Linked DNA regions of Mus musculus: region 2 is linked to region 1. A link is a loop called in an ENCODE intact Hi-C map of the cell type or tissue named here. Cell type or tissue: left cerebral cortex. All regions are shown on one strand. Links, peaks and the distances in the headings refer to the core of each region. The heading gives the core; the rest is flanking DNA.

Evidence for each region. Peaks named below come from ENCODE experiments on the same cell type or tissue, not always from the same donor. Only the 100,000 strongest peaks of a DNase experiment are listed, where the experiment ranks them.
Region 2: it touches region 1 in a loop (4-fold over the local background); 3 of 42 quality-filtered maps call a loop at or near these places.

The regions. Positions count from the first base shown.
Region 1 is chr12:49,395,967-49,404,313 of GRCm38, reverse strand. The region is part of intron 2 of 3110039M20Rik (RIKEN cDNA 3110039M20 gene); the gene reads right to left. Among named protein-coding and RNA genes, the nearest start is that of 3110039M20Rik, 10 kb to the right of the region's middle. In left cerebral cortex, for the core only: a CTCF peak has its summit at 3,274; no DNase peak of the experiment used is centred there; H3K4me3 peaks cover 2,428 bases; H3K27ac peaks cover 6,806 bases.
Region 2 is chr12:49,476,419-49,484,765 of GRCm38, reverse strand. It overlaps 1810007C17Rik (RIKEN cDNA 1810007C17 gene), which reads left to right and starts at 3,904. Exons shown (of 3, transcript NR_045472.1): 1 at 3,904-4,236; 2 at 6,609-6,756; 3 at 7,547-7,773. In left cerebral cortex, for the core only: no CTCF peak of the experiment used is centred there; DNase peaks (open chromatin) are centred at 2,186, 3,415 and 3,938; H3K4me3 peaks cover 350 bases; H3K27ac peaks cover 1,638 bases.

The DNA.
Region 1 (8,347 bases), core at 48-8,047:
TTATAATAAATAAATAAATAAATAAATAAATAAATAAATAAATAAGGAAACCTCAGATCTCAGCAGGTACCCTCCTAGTTTTTCCCCTATCTAAAGCCTCAGGGCAAGTCCAAAGATGTTGCCTTCTTTGATTTTTTTTTTTTTTTTACTGTGCAAAACAGTAAATTTTTTAATTGAAAATGTTACTAAAATAAAACTTAAATCCCAGGACTTCCAGTGTAGAGATCCTAAATATTATCAGGCCTGAAGACTGTTTAACCTGGGTTCCAGTGATAGGTTGGATAGAAGAATTTGAGGTTGTGTGGGGATAAAATATGACTTGTAGGGGTGCTTAGTAGCATCCAGCAACTTTACCTACCAGATGCCAATGACACCCCAACCCCTGTAGTTGCTATAATTAACTTTTTTCTGTAGATAAAAACCAAAACATCTAGAGAGGATGGATACAGTAGGAGGACAAATTCACTCATAGTTGAAAATCGCTTTGAATGAATGTAGGTATAAATGCTAAATGCCAAACACAACTTGAGCCCAGCCAGTATCTCAATCTCAATCTCTCGGTCTCAGTCTCTAGCAATATCTCAAGATTTATTCCCACACATCTACATCAGTCCTCTCCATGGCTGCTGGTAGTGAAGAATAAGTGGGAAGTAATATGATTCTAGGGTAATATAGCTCTCTATGTATTTGAATATATGCTCATGTTTGGGTTTATCATTTCAGTGTACACAAAGAGTCAGGGATTCGATGTTAACTTTAATGAGAAGCCTTTTCTAGCAATATCATGCTCCAGAATTTGACCTGAATCTTTTCTTATTCCTCTTACATTTTCTTTATGTTCGGTATTTAGATAGAATCATTCAAAAGTAAGTATGAGAGGGTTGAAGAGATGGCCCAGAAGTTAAGGGCAAATGCTGCTCTTCCAGAGAACCCTGTCTGGTTCTCAGCACCATGTTGTATGTAGCTCACAGCCGCTTGTAACTCCATCTTCAGAGAGATCTGTATTCCTCTGGCTTCCATGTGTACCTTCATTCACGTGAACATGCTCCATGCATACAACTAAGTATTAAAAATTTTATAGAAATGTGCCAATAATAAGGGTCCTGTAAGTTTTGCTACACATTCATCTGTGTGTTGATTTTTCATATCCCACACTCAATACCACCTTATTCCTCACATACAAACAGCTTACATGCTCCCAGTCCTCACATGTGACGTATGAAGGACAAATTTATTTTACATGAAAAATGGTCCTAATTAATCCTTCCTTTACTTACAGTATTATATTTCTGTTTAAAAATGGCAGGACTACAAATTTATGTGAGGCAATCATTTTCTGACTGTCTTCACTATGCCAGACACTGAACATTGCTTGGTAGCTATTTCTATCAATTTACATTTCATTATTTATGCCCAACTAGATTGTAAGTTCCCAGAGGATAGGAACAGGTTTTATCTGTATCCCTCTGGCACCTTTTAATAATGATGCTAATAAATATGCTTTACATTTGATTAGCAATTATAACCTTTCAAATTAGTTTCATGCTTATTAGCTCATTGGTTATATAATTTCACTATTTTACAATCAATGAGAGTGGGACCTAAAATGCTCTAGGGAACAGTCCATGGATTACACAATTGGTGCTCAGTAGAATATGTTCTTAATATATATCGACTGACTGAATTTAGACTTACAAATTTCCAAACCTAAAATTGCTTGCCTGGTTATAAAAATATGTTTATGATATTCAAAAGATAAGTGTTATTCTAAAGAACAAGAATCATTAAATGATGCAAAAGACACAACAAAGAAAGTGAGTCAGTTTAAAAAGTGTCCAATTGTAATAGAGCAGCAGGAGAAGGTAAGAAATCTTGTCGTTTCTATGAGAGATTAACTTCCTTTTGCAAGGTATTCTTCACCTCTTATTAAAGAAGTAAATTTGTTTTCAAAAGACAGCAAAATGTAAAGGAAATGCCTTAAGATTAACTTCATCATCCTAAAATTCAAAGCATATATATATATATATATATATATATATATATAACCAAGAAAAATATTTCCAAAACTTTAGCCGCTCCCCTTGGGGGCATAGCTTCATAAATAACACCAAGATAACACATATGTGTTTATCTGCCTTTCAGCTGAGTAAGGAAAAAAAAAAACTGCACCCTCAAAGTGAGGGCATCCTGTCTAAGGAAGCCATCCCTTACCCAGCCATTTACTGGGAAGGCTTAAGTGCAGACACTGGTCTAGGCCCCAATGAAGGAAGAGGTCTAAACCTCAGCTGCTGGTGTGAATCCTGGGCCCGCGGTGGAGAAAGGGGCAAGTGAAAAGGTCTGAAAAGTCAGAAGTGATTTCCTTCTCGTTGGGCCTTTTCTTTCAGCCTTGAGCTCCCTTCTGCTCACTTAGGAAGTGAAGGCATTTAAAGAAAGCCGAAACTATATATAAACAACTGGAGAGGAAAAGTTTAAGACATCACCACCAGCCAGGAGGAAGGAGCCTCCCGGTGCCCAAACCACCCTTCAGCCACGTGACTGTTGTGAGAAGAGAGAGAGAGGAGCGAACCCCCCAGGCCGGGGACCGGGCTGGCCGAAGGTCCGGTGAGGACCTGCGGAGGAGGGGCGGTGCCGCTAGACGACCGAGAAGCCCGCCGCCGGAGGGTTCCAGGCCCCGGCGGCGTCGCCGCAGGCCTTCTCCGGGCGCCCGCTCCGGCCTTTCCCAGCGGTTCCTCCTTGCGGAGCCCCGGGCACGCGGCCGGAGGGTCTCCCGGCACTTGGCAGACAGCGCCAGGCGCCTTAGCGAGCTGCGTCCGAGCTCGGGGAGCCAGGGCTGGAGGATGGCTGGGTTCCGCCGCGAGGGTCCTTGGGTCCAGGGACCGTCCAGCGCCAACAGGCCGGGCCGGGAGGCTCCCCAAGGGCCGCGAGGAGAGCGCGGAGGCCCGGCCGGACCGTGGAGCCCGGCGCCCTGCTTCCCGAGGCGCGGTAGAGCGCAAGAGCGCGCGGGCTCGAGTCGCGCCACGCTTTTCAGTCTAAACTGGGAAGAAGATTGTTCCCGAGGTTTTGTTTATCCAGAGACTGAAAAGGGAGAAACTCAAGTCTGTTGGCGTCTTCCCTCGCCCCGCCCTACCCTGAATTAGTTTTGAAAAGCCTGCCCAGCGCAGGAGGGGATGGAGGGAGCAACCCCTTTCCTTTCAGCAACCCTCTCTCTCCCGCCCTCAGTCTCCACACACCCTTCACTAGCTCGGTTCAGGAGTTCGCACAAAGTCCGCCAGAGGATCGCCAAGAGCCCCTATTAACTAAGCCCCAGTAGATGATTGGCTTATGAAAATGGAAGTAGAAAGTCGCTTGCTTGTCACGGTATAATTAAAAATCACTCCCCTTACTAGTCTTAATAGTCAGGGCACTTCCACCACATTGTTTATAAGCTCCGGTAGGATCTAAAGTGAGAAGAGATTCCAGACGAAGTTGCTACTACAAATCCTCCACCTCAGTATTATAGAAACTTCACTTCCATTCCCAAAGGCCAAGCCTAATGACCCCAGGGGTCTGCCAATGGGTCTGTTGCCTGCTTACCTGGAAAGGGAAAGCAGTCAGGGCTCAGAATCTGAACTCAGTATCCTAACTACATGTGGTTATTGACAAAGGGAGGGGGAGAGTGGAGGAGGGAAATGGAAAGGAAAAACAGGGGGAAAAATGTGTTCATTTACACATTTCCTGTGCAGAACAAAAAAGTCCCACCATCAGCAAAAGAAGCCTTTTCCTCCAAAATAGCAGCCAAAGAGGGAAAATTAGAATATGCATAAAACTCCTTCATTTTCATTTGCACAGAGCATGATTTCCGGCACATTCGATGTAAGCTGCGCGATTAATCCCATCGCCTAAACAGTATTTCACTTAGCATCTTTCCAAAACTCACCTAAAGAAAATTACCATCTTCCCACGACCCTTTTTGAGGTACCATTTCCTAGTGTGTCTGCCAATGAGAATTCCCTTGATGGGGTTATAAGTTGGGGTTTCCTAGCCATCCTTTCCTCATTAACTGCGCTACTACACCAGAGCCCCATTTTCCTGAAAGCTAGCTGCCGGCTGTGAAGCCAGGGCTGGAAGCCACAGCCTAATGGAAAGTGTGTTTTAAAAGACAATAAACATGCATTTTTTTTATCCTCTTGCGTCCTGAAAAATCTTTCAAGTTAGCAGTAACCAAGACCTTTGCACATAGACACCTCTGAGCATCTGCCTGTCCTCAAGAATAAAAGAGAATTGCACAACCTTACTCAGAGCAATGCTGTGCCTCGCAAATATTCAGCCAATGGAGCCACTAAATCCCCACAGCATAACCTTCATGTTTTGTTTTGCCAGTTACAACAGATCTGGTTGCACCCTCCTTGAAAAAATTCTTTGTTGGGAAAAACCGTTAGCAACATTTGAAACAATTCATTCTTTTTGACCTGGACTTACTCCTGCCTGTGAAAATGTATGTTTCTTTTATTTAATAGAGTGTGAATAATGGATGGAATTTGTATGTCTTGGCTTACTGCTAAAAGAAAAGCTTCATTCCAGGAAACTCAACTCTAATTCTTCACTCCTCCATGTCCCAGTATGGAAGAAAAATCTATATTTGCTCACAATATAAAGATGCATCTGCAAAGATTTCCTTCAGTATCTGCAGATTTCAAGTAAATCTCAATTACCAGTACTTTAAAAGAAATGCTAATATTTATTTGACTTTTAATTTGCATGAAATAAGCAATGCTTGGTACATTTAGTTTGGCATACATTGGATATGAATAAGCATTTAAATATATGGTTTCTGTTGACTAAAAATTTATTAAGGTATTGGGCTATAGAAGCTTATTAATTTAATTAAATAGGTTTGTAAACTTTACAGGCACAAGAGTATCTGCATACTGGTAACACTAAAATAAATGCTTTCAGTTTTTATTTACATCAAATATCATCACCAGAGAATCATTAAATGTAGTTATTCTCAGTTGCACATTCCAGTTTTGGTTCAGAAGTTCTCAGTCATATAAAATAAAATACAAGATATTAGAAAATAAGTTCTTCCAAAGCCATATTTAGTGAGTATATGTAATCGAATTGAGAGCCATGTTTTAGTAATGATCACTTCCCTTAATTTTCTTACTGAAACAAGTGATAGTTCTATTTCTTAATAAAAGGCACAATTCTTAATAAAAGAACCATGGTAACAAAATATCCTCCTTAAGACATTATTTTGATTGTAATTAAATATGAGATGTTCTTGTTTTATTTTAAGTTGCAGAAGTATATTTACAGAGGAATTGGGGTGAATTCAGTGGGCTATTAAACTCCAAGCATTGAGAAATTCTGAGGTGCCACTGAAATGTGGATCTACTAGCACCCAAATCTGCCACATCCCACTGCAGACGTACAGAGATGCATGAGAACTGAACATCACTGCAGTGAATTTATTCTCCGAAATGAAAGCATCTCTTTCTTTGCTGAAATTTAATGAAATAACGTTCTCACAAACTGGAAATGTTTTCATTAAAATGAAAAGGCTATGAGGAAATGTAAAAGGGTGCTCAGTCTCCTTCCATAAACAGCAAAGATCACAAAGAACTAAAGCAATGGGGGCTGTGCCTGTCCCCTCCCTTGCTTCCTTCTTTTAATATTTCTGTTGTGGATTGTGTGTTCACTGAGGTTTGAAGGAAATATCTCACATAAATAAATAAATAAATAAATAAATAAATAAATAAATAAATAAATAAATAAATGTTTCCAGAACACAAACTGGCTACTGATATTTATGTCTTTGTTTTTGTTTTCTGTTTGTTTGTTTACCTTTTTAAGAGTCTAGGGTCTGCTTTATTGTACATTGCTAGGGTCACATGCATGCAGCTAATCTTACACCAATCCATCCTGTGACTCAGATCTCTCTTCATGTGGCCATAGGTGCTGAACTGACAAGGGATTTCTACCTTAGTGTCTGTTTTCCTTTCCCACAACTGCCCTTCCTCTCCTAACCAGCTGCCCTCTCTTCTCAATAAAAGGGGGCAATAATAAACCACCTGCTTGAGAATTAACATGTGTCTGAATGCCAAATGCTAAAATGCTAAATGCCAAATCTAACCCCATACCTTTTAATTCCTTCATTTTATTTCATTTCCCTTTTTGTGGAGGGTGAAAGTGGTGTTCAGTAGACAGGAAGAATATTAGACTGAGATGATGTTAGAGTAGTTTAAGTGTAGACCTACTAACAGACTTTTTCCACCTAGGACTGAGCTACCATTTGCTCAACCAACATGGATAGATGCCAGAGAAGCATCTCTTGTACATGGAGAAATGGGTTTTGCTTTCCTAGCTAGACCACGGGCGAAGACTACTACCACTAAATCTACTTTCTTTAATCTTCTTTACATCTGCCTGTTCCTAAAGCAATCAAAAGAATTCATTCTGGGGTGGGAAGAGATACTGATGCTAAGATGCTATGTCTAGCTTTACAGAGTAGATCCATGATCTCTGACTTCACTGGACACTTAAAACTCTTATTAATTTCCTTGGCTTTGTGAACATAGTTTCTAAATACCATGACTTTGCTACTGACCATAAGTGATCTAGGGAGATGATACCCTAGTCCTCCACTCAAGAACCCTTCACATGTCTACCTCTGTTCCAGACTGCTTTAAGAATGACATACATCTTCAGGGGAACATGTCCATAGCCACGATGGAGTCTGAATATAGAAGCACTCAGTAACATTTACCAGGACCTACTAAGGGAGTCTTTCTTCAGAAACTTGAGTTTATCTAGACAGAAATCATTCGTGAGCAAAACATGAACTTGGCTGAATGCTCAACCTCCCATGTAACATAAATCTAAGGCTGAAGTGGGTTTGATTTTCTTCCTGCTAGCCTTAGAATTATTTTAAGTTAACTTCTGCTATGGAACTTAAGTTTGTCATTATTAATAGTTTATTTGGCAACATTGTTGCAGGTTTGTTACTTTTCTTGTTGTGGTTGTTATAGTATTCACTGGGAGTTTAGGAAGATTAGTCAGATTAATTAGTTTATTGGTAATTTAAGGCTGAGAACTAGTAATTAAGCCCAAACTATAAATGATCATAGATGATTCATAACGATGTAGAATTTAGAAGGAAGAAAATCTAAATTTTGGACACCAAGTTTTTGCATCTGTGAAATAACGAGGACTTGGGAGATCAAGACTATGATAACTGATATATATTTTAGTCACCCAATCACTCCCCCCCCCAGATTATCAGTAATCTGTTTGATAGACTTACAAACCATTTTTTTAAAGCAGAGAACAAAGATGTGATGAATGACCCCCATGTCACCAGATTTTTCACATGGATTCCCTGTGCTCAGGACCATCCTAGCATATAAGATCTCTCCCCTCCAAATCAGCCTTTTCCTTCTCTCTGCTCCTCTTATGATTCTCTCTGAAAAGGAAGCATACTGTAAGACAAGGAGACAAACTCACCCCTCTCAGGGATGCTCTATGGAATAGAAACCCAGCAGTGAACTTTTCCTTACAATAAGTTCCTGCTCTTTCAAATATAATTAATGTTTTGATAGTATAGTTCTTTAACTACACATATACACATAAAAACAGGCGCACCCTCTAGTTTTGCTGTTTGTACATCTAAAACCAAAATGGATACTTTCTTTCAGTGGCTCTTAAAATACTTCTAGTCCATCAGCACATTAAGATAACTATAATTCAAATATTATAAATTTTTGTTAAATATTATTTAATAACAAAAGATATTGTGATATAATCTGATACAGAAATTTACTACATACCAGGCAAAATCTCCAAGCCCCTATTTATCTTTTGAAAATTTAATAATGGAAGCAGAATTTTAGTATCTTTATTTTATCTACGTGAGGTTTAATTGACAAATGTGTATGAAAAAAACTAGTAACTATAATATCAAAGTTTAGTGAGTTTGTTAAGACTTTGTCAAATACCTCAGCTCTCTGTTTTAGGTCAATTAGTTCAAAAAGTTGCTAGTAGTTATGCATAAACAAAAGTGACATAGATGGTCAGAAACACATATACACAGATATGTAGCTAAAAGTTAAGTGAACAAGTCTGAGGTTCCATATTTATGGCTTCTTATACTACATACCCAGCTTCTCAACTTTCTGAACAGATTAACATGTTAAGAACCGATGAATATACAGACAGTGGGCTATGGCACACTTTCCATCTTTAATAAAGAAATGAATACTGTTGACCAAATATCAAACTTTATCTACCTACGATGTTATGGGGTACAGAAGCTTTGTGAAACCCATAAATGGATTTGCAAACCTCATGGGGATACTGTTTGATATTT
Region 2 (8,347 bases), core at 152-8,151, 80 kb before region 1:
ATATTTCATACAAATATAGCTCAAATTAAACATAAGCTTCTCAAATAGTACATATATATATATATGTGTATGTGTGTGTGTGTGTGTATGTGTGTGTGTATACACACTGTTCTATGTACTTTGTTTTGCAGGTGATCTGGAGGGAGATGTGGACTGCCATGTTTCAGGGAACCAACAGCATCCCAGATCCATTGTTCCCAAAGGAGATGAATCCTATCTGGGAATGCACTGGTGTGCTCTGCATGGAACGTGGAAAATAGCATATGTCACTACTGTACAGCACACAACAGACAATTATGATTCAACTGTCCAAATTATAATCAGTTTGACAAATGTCCACAAACGTCTTCATTCTATTTTATATTTTCCCTAAGACAAGGCAATCACACAACCAGACAATTCCATCAGGGAAGCTTGTTAGCTGCTTAGTCTGTTAAACCCTGGTTGCCATAGCATCTAGAGTTGAAAAAGCTGCAGATTGGCATGAAAAAGCATGTCGACAATTGCCCTGTCACAGCATGCAAGCCAGGTCTGCTCAAAGGCAGCACACTACAAGTTTTCTTTCCCAGTTTGCACTACCCCATGCTGTTTAATAATATCCATTTACTGGTATTGGGATTGATCTAGCGCAGTGTAAAATTCACATCTAGTGAGACTTTGCTTTTCACATGGAGTGAATTCTTTAACAAATGAGAATATGGCAATTAATTTAGAAATGTAATACTGTATGCCCTATAAGAAGTATATTTAGATTTAATAAAGAAACTGTCCAAAAAATTTAATGCACTGTTTTAAAGAGCACAATAGTTTTACTTGGCATCTTTTCAGTTGACTTTCTAGTCATTTCTAAAGCCTTGTTAGTCATACTTCAGTGATGACAGACAGCATTCAAATTACAGTAGTATATTTTAAACCATGTTTTAATCATACCATAGTCATTTCTTCTTCATATGCATGCTATAATTTAATTAAGGACATATATTTCTAAAATAACTATAATTTAATTAAAGATTAATATCATGAGCTCTGAAATTATAGTCTAGAGAGCAATGTGCATCAATTTTTTCCAGAGGGATCATATACTTAATGGTGATAAATTACCATGTATTAATAAGAAAACTTAGGTTTCTACCAATGGGAACTCAAACCCCTGCCAACTATCAGATTCATGTAGTCTATAGATTTTGAATAAAGTAATGTGTGTTTACAAACAACAGTTGTTAACTTACTGGAACTGTAAAAATCTTAAAAATATCTACTGAAATTTTGAATCTTGGTTAATTATTTCAATTAAGACATTTATAGTTATAATATTCAGACTTTGCCCATTACCTCTTGTCCTAATATTTCTTCAATTTAAGTTTTTGATTTCCACAAAGAACAGAATAATCTAAAAATATGCAACCCACTAAACCAATATGAGTTTCAAACAAAAGAATTTTTAGGTATTATCTACAATGCATTCTTTTTCTTTGATGCTCATTGCTTTGTTATTGTGGTATAACAAAGGCATTTTCTACTCTGTATTGAATGAGCTCTTCATTTTGAACTTTTCACATAAAAAATGTTGATCTGCAACACGAGAAAGTGATGAGCTGACAAGGAAATGCTGAACTGATGGTTGCTCTTCACATTCTGAAGCTACTGAACACCTTTTGCACTTTCTTCTTCTAAACAAGTTTGTCTATTGATATTTTCAATAGAATAATCAAAGCAAGAGGCCTTCAGTTTTATACATGCATGTACGTTTGCACATACTCGTGCACACATGCACACAAAACACACAAACACAACACAATACACACAATACATATACAACACACCAACACATACCCAACATACACAACAAATAGACACACACACAACACATACACAACACATACACAACACACACATGACACTCGACACATGCACACAAGTGAAAAGAGTGATACAGAGTAGACCTCTTCAATCAGTAATGTTAAGTCCCTAATTTTCTAGGAATCCTCAAAATAAATCTCAAAATCTTGACATAAAACTTGGTTCACATATGGTGTCCATGAATGTGTTTTCTTATACCACATCTTCCAGGTTTTTTTTTTTTTTAAGGAGGAAAGCTGTTTACTTGTTAAAGGTCTTTTTATAAGCTTTGATGACTCAAAAACACCTTCATTTTAACACATGGAATTTGGCAACGAGCATAACCATGCTACCATTTGAAAGACTTTGATATTTTGAAAAGAAGAAGATTAAAAACATCAACGATTGAGAATAAGTTGGCTCCGATGTCTAGAACAAAAATTTCCCAAGTATGAATTTTAATGTGAAGACTTACTAGTGAAACGTATCTGCCAGAATAACATAACCTATCAAAGCCCTAGTTATTGCAAATAAATAACAGCCAGTAGTGCCACAGACTTTACCCTGGTGTCACAAGATAAAATATGGGACCAAATTGTGGCAAAGAAGAGATGGCAGGTTGCTACATAAATGTTCATATAAAATGAAAAAGAGTGGAGATATCATATCTTCTCATTACATTTTTCATTTTACATTTTACATTTATATTACATAATTATATTTAACATTGGGTTTTTTTGTTATTTTTTCCAATTTCTTTCATTTACACTCAGTTTGCCACAGAGCAGTTCACACTGGTTTAAAACAGGGCACTACCTCTGATCTTGACTTAGGACACACATACTTTTCTACATAACCTAAAGCCTGGCCTCACAGAAACCTAAACAGATTTCCACAACTCAGAGTTCCTTACCTACAACCACAACAGCACACAGCTCTTTGTAATCCCAAGGTTATCTCTTGACAATGATTTGAAAACATATGCTATCTTTGTATCCAGCCTGCGTTCATATTGTGCATTCCCAATATATTTTAATTAATTATGTATGAACTGCATTTTCTTTTTACACCTGGCTGATTCTCTGTTTATTCTTGTATTTTAATATAAGAAAATAGTCATGCATTTCAGTTCTTTAGAACATGTTCATTAGATACAATGACTAATACAGATATGCTCTATAAACAATCTCATTTTGGCCAGAGACAAATTTTTAATTGATATTCTACAAAGAAAATGTCAATAATCTTAAAATTCCATAAAAAGAGAAAAGGGAAAAACAGTCTGACTTGTGATCAGAGGGAGTATTTTGCCATGACATGATTCTTTTCATGGTAAAAATATCACAGTTAAAGATACACCACACCACAATGTTTTATTTCTTCAAACATCCAAGTGACTTTAATTTCCCCAGTGAAGCACTGGCTTAAAAGGAATGTAAGTTTCGTCCAAACACTCGCGTTCTTGGGTGAGGCAGTTCTTGCTTCTCTGGGTGATTTTGCCTTGTTCTGAAATTGTCTTCACCTGACGCAGAGCGCATTAACTGCTAGATAGGCATCACACTGTCTGTCTCCATGCTGTAGCATACAGCCGTGAATTTGCTACGATCTGTTTAATCAGCAGTGCATTGATTTTCCCGCAGCTTTCCTTCATTTTAGCCCCATAGCAGGCTTCTGTAATTTCCTTTGGACAAAGTGTAACCAAACTGTGCTAAGTGATGTTGATTTGCAGGCAAAAGTAAAGGGGTAAATATAAATTAACAAGCTATAAACATTTTACAAGTGGGGAGTCAATAAAAACAGTGTCTGCAGTTTCTTAAAAAAAAAATGATTTGAAGCAGATTGTTAACAAAGGTGTCCAAAGAAACTGACATGAGTCTGAGAATAATTTTTGCGCTTTGTGATTAAGAATTGATCAGTCTAAAAGCCTCAGATGCTACTGAATCACCCATAAGCTGCTGGCCTGAAAAGGCTCAGCGGGGGCTGGTATTTGTTTGTTAAACTCCCATGATTCCAAGTAGATAATTGGTCTGTGAAGTTCATGGCAGAATCTGAATTTGCTTTCTTGCTTCCCAGCTGGCTGAGCACTGGTTTATAGACTTGTGTGTACAAATTTAGCCAGCAGCAAACCTCACATCTTTAATATAAAAGGTGTTTTGTTGTGTTTTTCAGGTGCTGAGTGAAAAGCCCACACTGCAGAAGCTCATTAAAAGGGCCAAGTTACAGTACAGGTTTATTTCTGTCACAGCGTTTCTGAAAACAGTGACAAGGATTAATATGTTTCTTTAGTACTGGAAAAAGCCTGACGCAATCCCTTGTGAATTTGATCATCTGTTTCATTGCCTGTAGAAGATTCAGCTTCCTATTATATCTGAAAGTTACAGCTGTAAACTACTACTGGTAAGGATTCATAAGCTACTGCAGAACCCTGGGGCAGAGCTAATTGTTTTATTAAACATTTGCTAATTTACTTATTATTTATTTCATATCTCACCCTTATAGTCATTTACTACTCTTCCTCAAAGTCAAGAGTGTCTTAGTTCCTTGGTTGCACAGAGCAAATAGAGACACAGTGGTTTAAATTTCAGTGAGTTTCAGTAAAAGTTCTATGGACCAGTGTGTTGGAGAAATATCCAGTTTACATATTTTATTTAAGAAAAGGTAACATTTTACGGACATCAAAATGTAATTTTCTTATTAAAAATATTAATGACATGAATATATACTTTCTGTTCTGACGAGTTGTGTAACACTGGACATATTAATTTAATTGGTGGATGCTATATGTCTAACAAGACTTGCCATGTGACATATGCAAACTTTAGAAAAGTGTAAAATATACCACAAAATGTTTGTTTTACAACAAATTAAATCTATTTGATATTTTTTAAAACTAAAAGTTTTAGTAATGTGCAATTATCTATAATAAAACAAATATGCTTAGGAACTGAGAACTTTTTAGCCTCCTCCTCCATCTCTTATGCTCATTGAGGAATGTCTATTCCTTCCCCTTTTCTTCTATTTTGAAGACAAATGCAGAATTCTAATATTCAACACAAAAACGCATATTTAACATAGTTTCAAATGCTATAAATTCAGAACATGCAAATGTAAAGGTTTAAATGTACAGCCCCCTGTGTCAAAATCCCTCCTCACACTTTCACCCACACTTTATTAGTAGTGTCACTGATGTCAAATTGAGTGGAATGAAGAAGCTTACAGAAGTTGTGTTTCTAGTTTCCTATATCCACAGACATTTATCCCATATTTGATTCTAAATAGAGAATAGAGCTACCTTGTTGTCCTCAAAAACTAAAAATGAAATCAAAACAGCAGTGAAAGACCAGCCAAGAAAAACACACTCTATCCCTCGTGTGCTACCTCTTTCTGTTTCTACCAACAAAATCTTTTGCTTTGTGTTTTCCATCAACAGTGTCCATAATAGCAATAACAAAATAATTGTTAATATGATCATGTATTTCAACATGTCCGACTGACATCATGTGGTACTGTGTGTCAGGCACAGCTACACAAGGAGACCATGCATCATGTTACAATGGCAGCCACTGCTTTGTACTGAAGGGCCACATAATCTGCAAGCAAATTTGTTCTCAGAGTAGAATGTGTCTCCAGCGTTAATAATTAGAATGAACACACCACGGATGGTTCAGTGGATACAGCTGCATCATTCCCTGATGAGTTTCATCCCTTGAGTTGTGCTATTATATTTCACGTCCATACCTAATGGCAGCATAGTTATTTCTATCTATAGTATTTCTTTCAATGTTTTTGTAAGATTTCCCTTACGACCATGACTCAGTGAAAAACATTTTGGCCACATGGTAGGCAGTATTTCCTTCAGTTGTGAACACTGATGGTTGCATCATTATTGCATATAACATGTTTCTTATGACCTAAAGCCTATAATAATGACTTCCATGCATAGCGCTATGGATAATTTGTACATAGATATCATTTTAAATGAATTCAAAACATATGATTTGATGTTGTATCTTTAAATTTAATTCTTTGAGTACACAAACATACATTCTTAAAAGACTTGTTCTTTTTACTGAATTGTGTAGGTGTTTTGCCTATGTGTATACATGTGTACAATGTGCATGCCTGATACCTACAAAGGTCATAGAAAGGTAATGGATCTCCTGGAACTGGAATTACAGATGATTAGCCTCCATGTGGGTACTTGGAACCTAATCGTGTTTCTTGCAAGAACACCAAGTGCTCTTAACCACTGAGCCATCTCTCTATGAACCCTTTTGCACATTTTTATTTTCAAAGAGACACATATATCTTGGTTAACATTTTTAAGTTGTTATGTGTATCACATTAAATAAAAAATAGTGTTATTTTATGAGTGAACAAACAATTCACAACAAGAATATTAATTTAACAACAATTAAAAGTCAGTATTCTTTGGTATCAATAGTTCACACTGAAAGTTTTTAATTCCAGGACTTCTAAATACTTATGTGATTATCAAAGTTTTATTGGCTAGGTTGTTGACTCTTGTTCACGGGATAAGTCTCTTGTATGACTTTCAATCAACCTTTGACCACTCAGCACACGTTGACAACTCAGTATGTGCTCATTAAATTGAATTATTTAGTCATTCAATATATATGTTGTCTATCAATGTTGCCTTTACAGGTTTTTATCAATTCTTTACCTATATAGTAAAGGTGTTCCTCTTCAGGTAAGTGTTAATTATAATTGCAAATTATCACTGATTTTATTTATTGCATTTTCTAAAGGGAAATAATATCAATAGGAATTAAAAGCCAGAAAGTACTGTCTCCATATCATTTTAAAATGCTACGATACTTTTGTAAAAGGAGCTTAATATTAAAAGAATGGGAAAAATGTTGGAAATTCTAAGCATGACCCTCTTTTGTTGTCTTGGTAAGTCGATAAAATATAGATCCCTATGAAATATTAATAAACATGAGCATAAATACAAGAAGAATGCTATAAGGAATGATTGCTATAGATTTATGAGAACATTAATCAGCCACATCGTTCATTAGAAATTGCATATAAAAATATAATGTTTAAATTTTGCAGCTGCTTGATTTGAGTAGGTAAACATAGAGACCTTATATTTGCCATAGAAATTTATACCAAGAGAAGATGGAGATACATATGACTTATTCAAACACACCTTGACACTACTCTAGAGGTTAGCCAGTTAAAAAGAGCTAAATGTTTCAACTTGCAAAGAGAATCTTAGTTGACAAAAGAACAAATATTTTTCACATTCAGACTAGATGAACACACACAAAATCTTCCCTTGTTTACTTTGTACTAGTCACAGGTTTGGATTTTTGGTCATTTCCTTGTCAGTGTCTGCTCTCAGATATTAAATACTAAAAGAATGGGCATTAAATGATTCATAGCTGTATAAAAAGAATGAAGCAAATTCCTAAGATAACAAAATTTATGCTAGAGGTGTCAACCAGACACTTTAAAAAGTGCTGTTTCTTTAGAATAATTAATGAGTGAAATCTTTGTTAACTTCTCTGCCATTAAATGGTGGTTCCAAATTTATGTTGATTAATAAGACAGTGTCCTGGGAAACAAATCCAGGACTAAGTTTCATCCATGTAACCTTTACCTTTTCCTTAAGTGGAAATGATGCTTTGTTCCCTCAATTTCCTTTATTCTGAATCATACTGCACCTTTTCTCCCAAAGACATTCAATCCAGTGAGTCAGATACATGCTGTAATGTACTGAAGATACGTGCTGTAATGTACTGAAGATACATGCTGTAATGTACTGAAGATACATGCTGTAATGTACTGAAGAGGAGCTGCCCTGAGTTCAAACAACCTCTGAAAGTTAAAAATAAGTTAATGATTGATTGTCTATGAATAAAGAATGTTGCCGATCACAGTGTTTTGTGAAGACACTGAATAAAGTGAATGATCTGTGCTTTTTCATCTCATTCTCAAGCTTCTCCCGCTTTTTAAAAAGTTCCTTTATTCCTGAATACTAAACACATGACTCTATTCAGGCTGGGTTTTTTTTTTTAACATTTATACAAAGGATATGCATCCAATTAGCAAAGGTGTCATTAGTGCAGGTGATGTATCCAGGGAAATTTGATAATTACAATAACAAGAGAAGAATAAATATTTACATGTGGTATGTTTATGTGTATCTCATGGTCAAGCATAATGCCACAGATAAGGTACTTAAATTGAAACTACCTCTTTGTTCACCAATCACAGATTGTCTTTTTTGAAGACTTACTTGGAAATTGAAAAATATGATTATCTGACTAGTTGATTTTTTGTTGTTGTTGTTTGTTTTTCAAGACAGGGTTTCTCTGAATAGCCCTGGCTGTCCTGGAACTCACTTTGTAGACCAGGCTGGCCTCGAACTCAGAAATCCGCCTGCCTCTGCATCCAGAGTGCTGAGATTAAAGGCGTGCGCCACCACGCCCGGCTTGACTAGTTGATTTTTAGAGGGCGCTCTTTCTGAAGGGAGAAA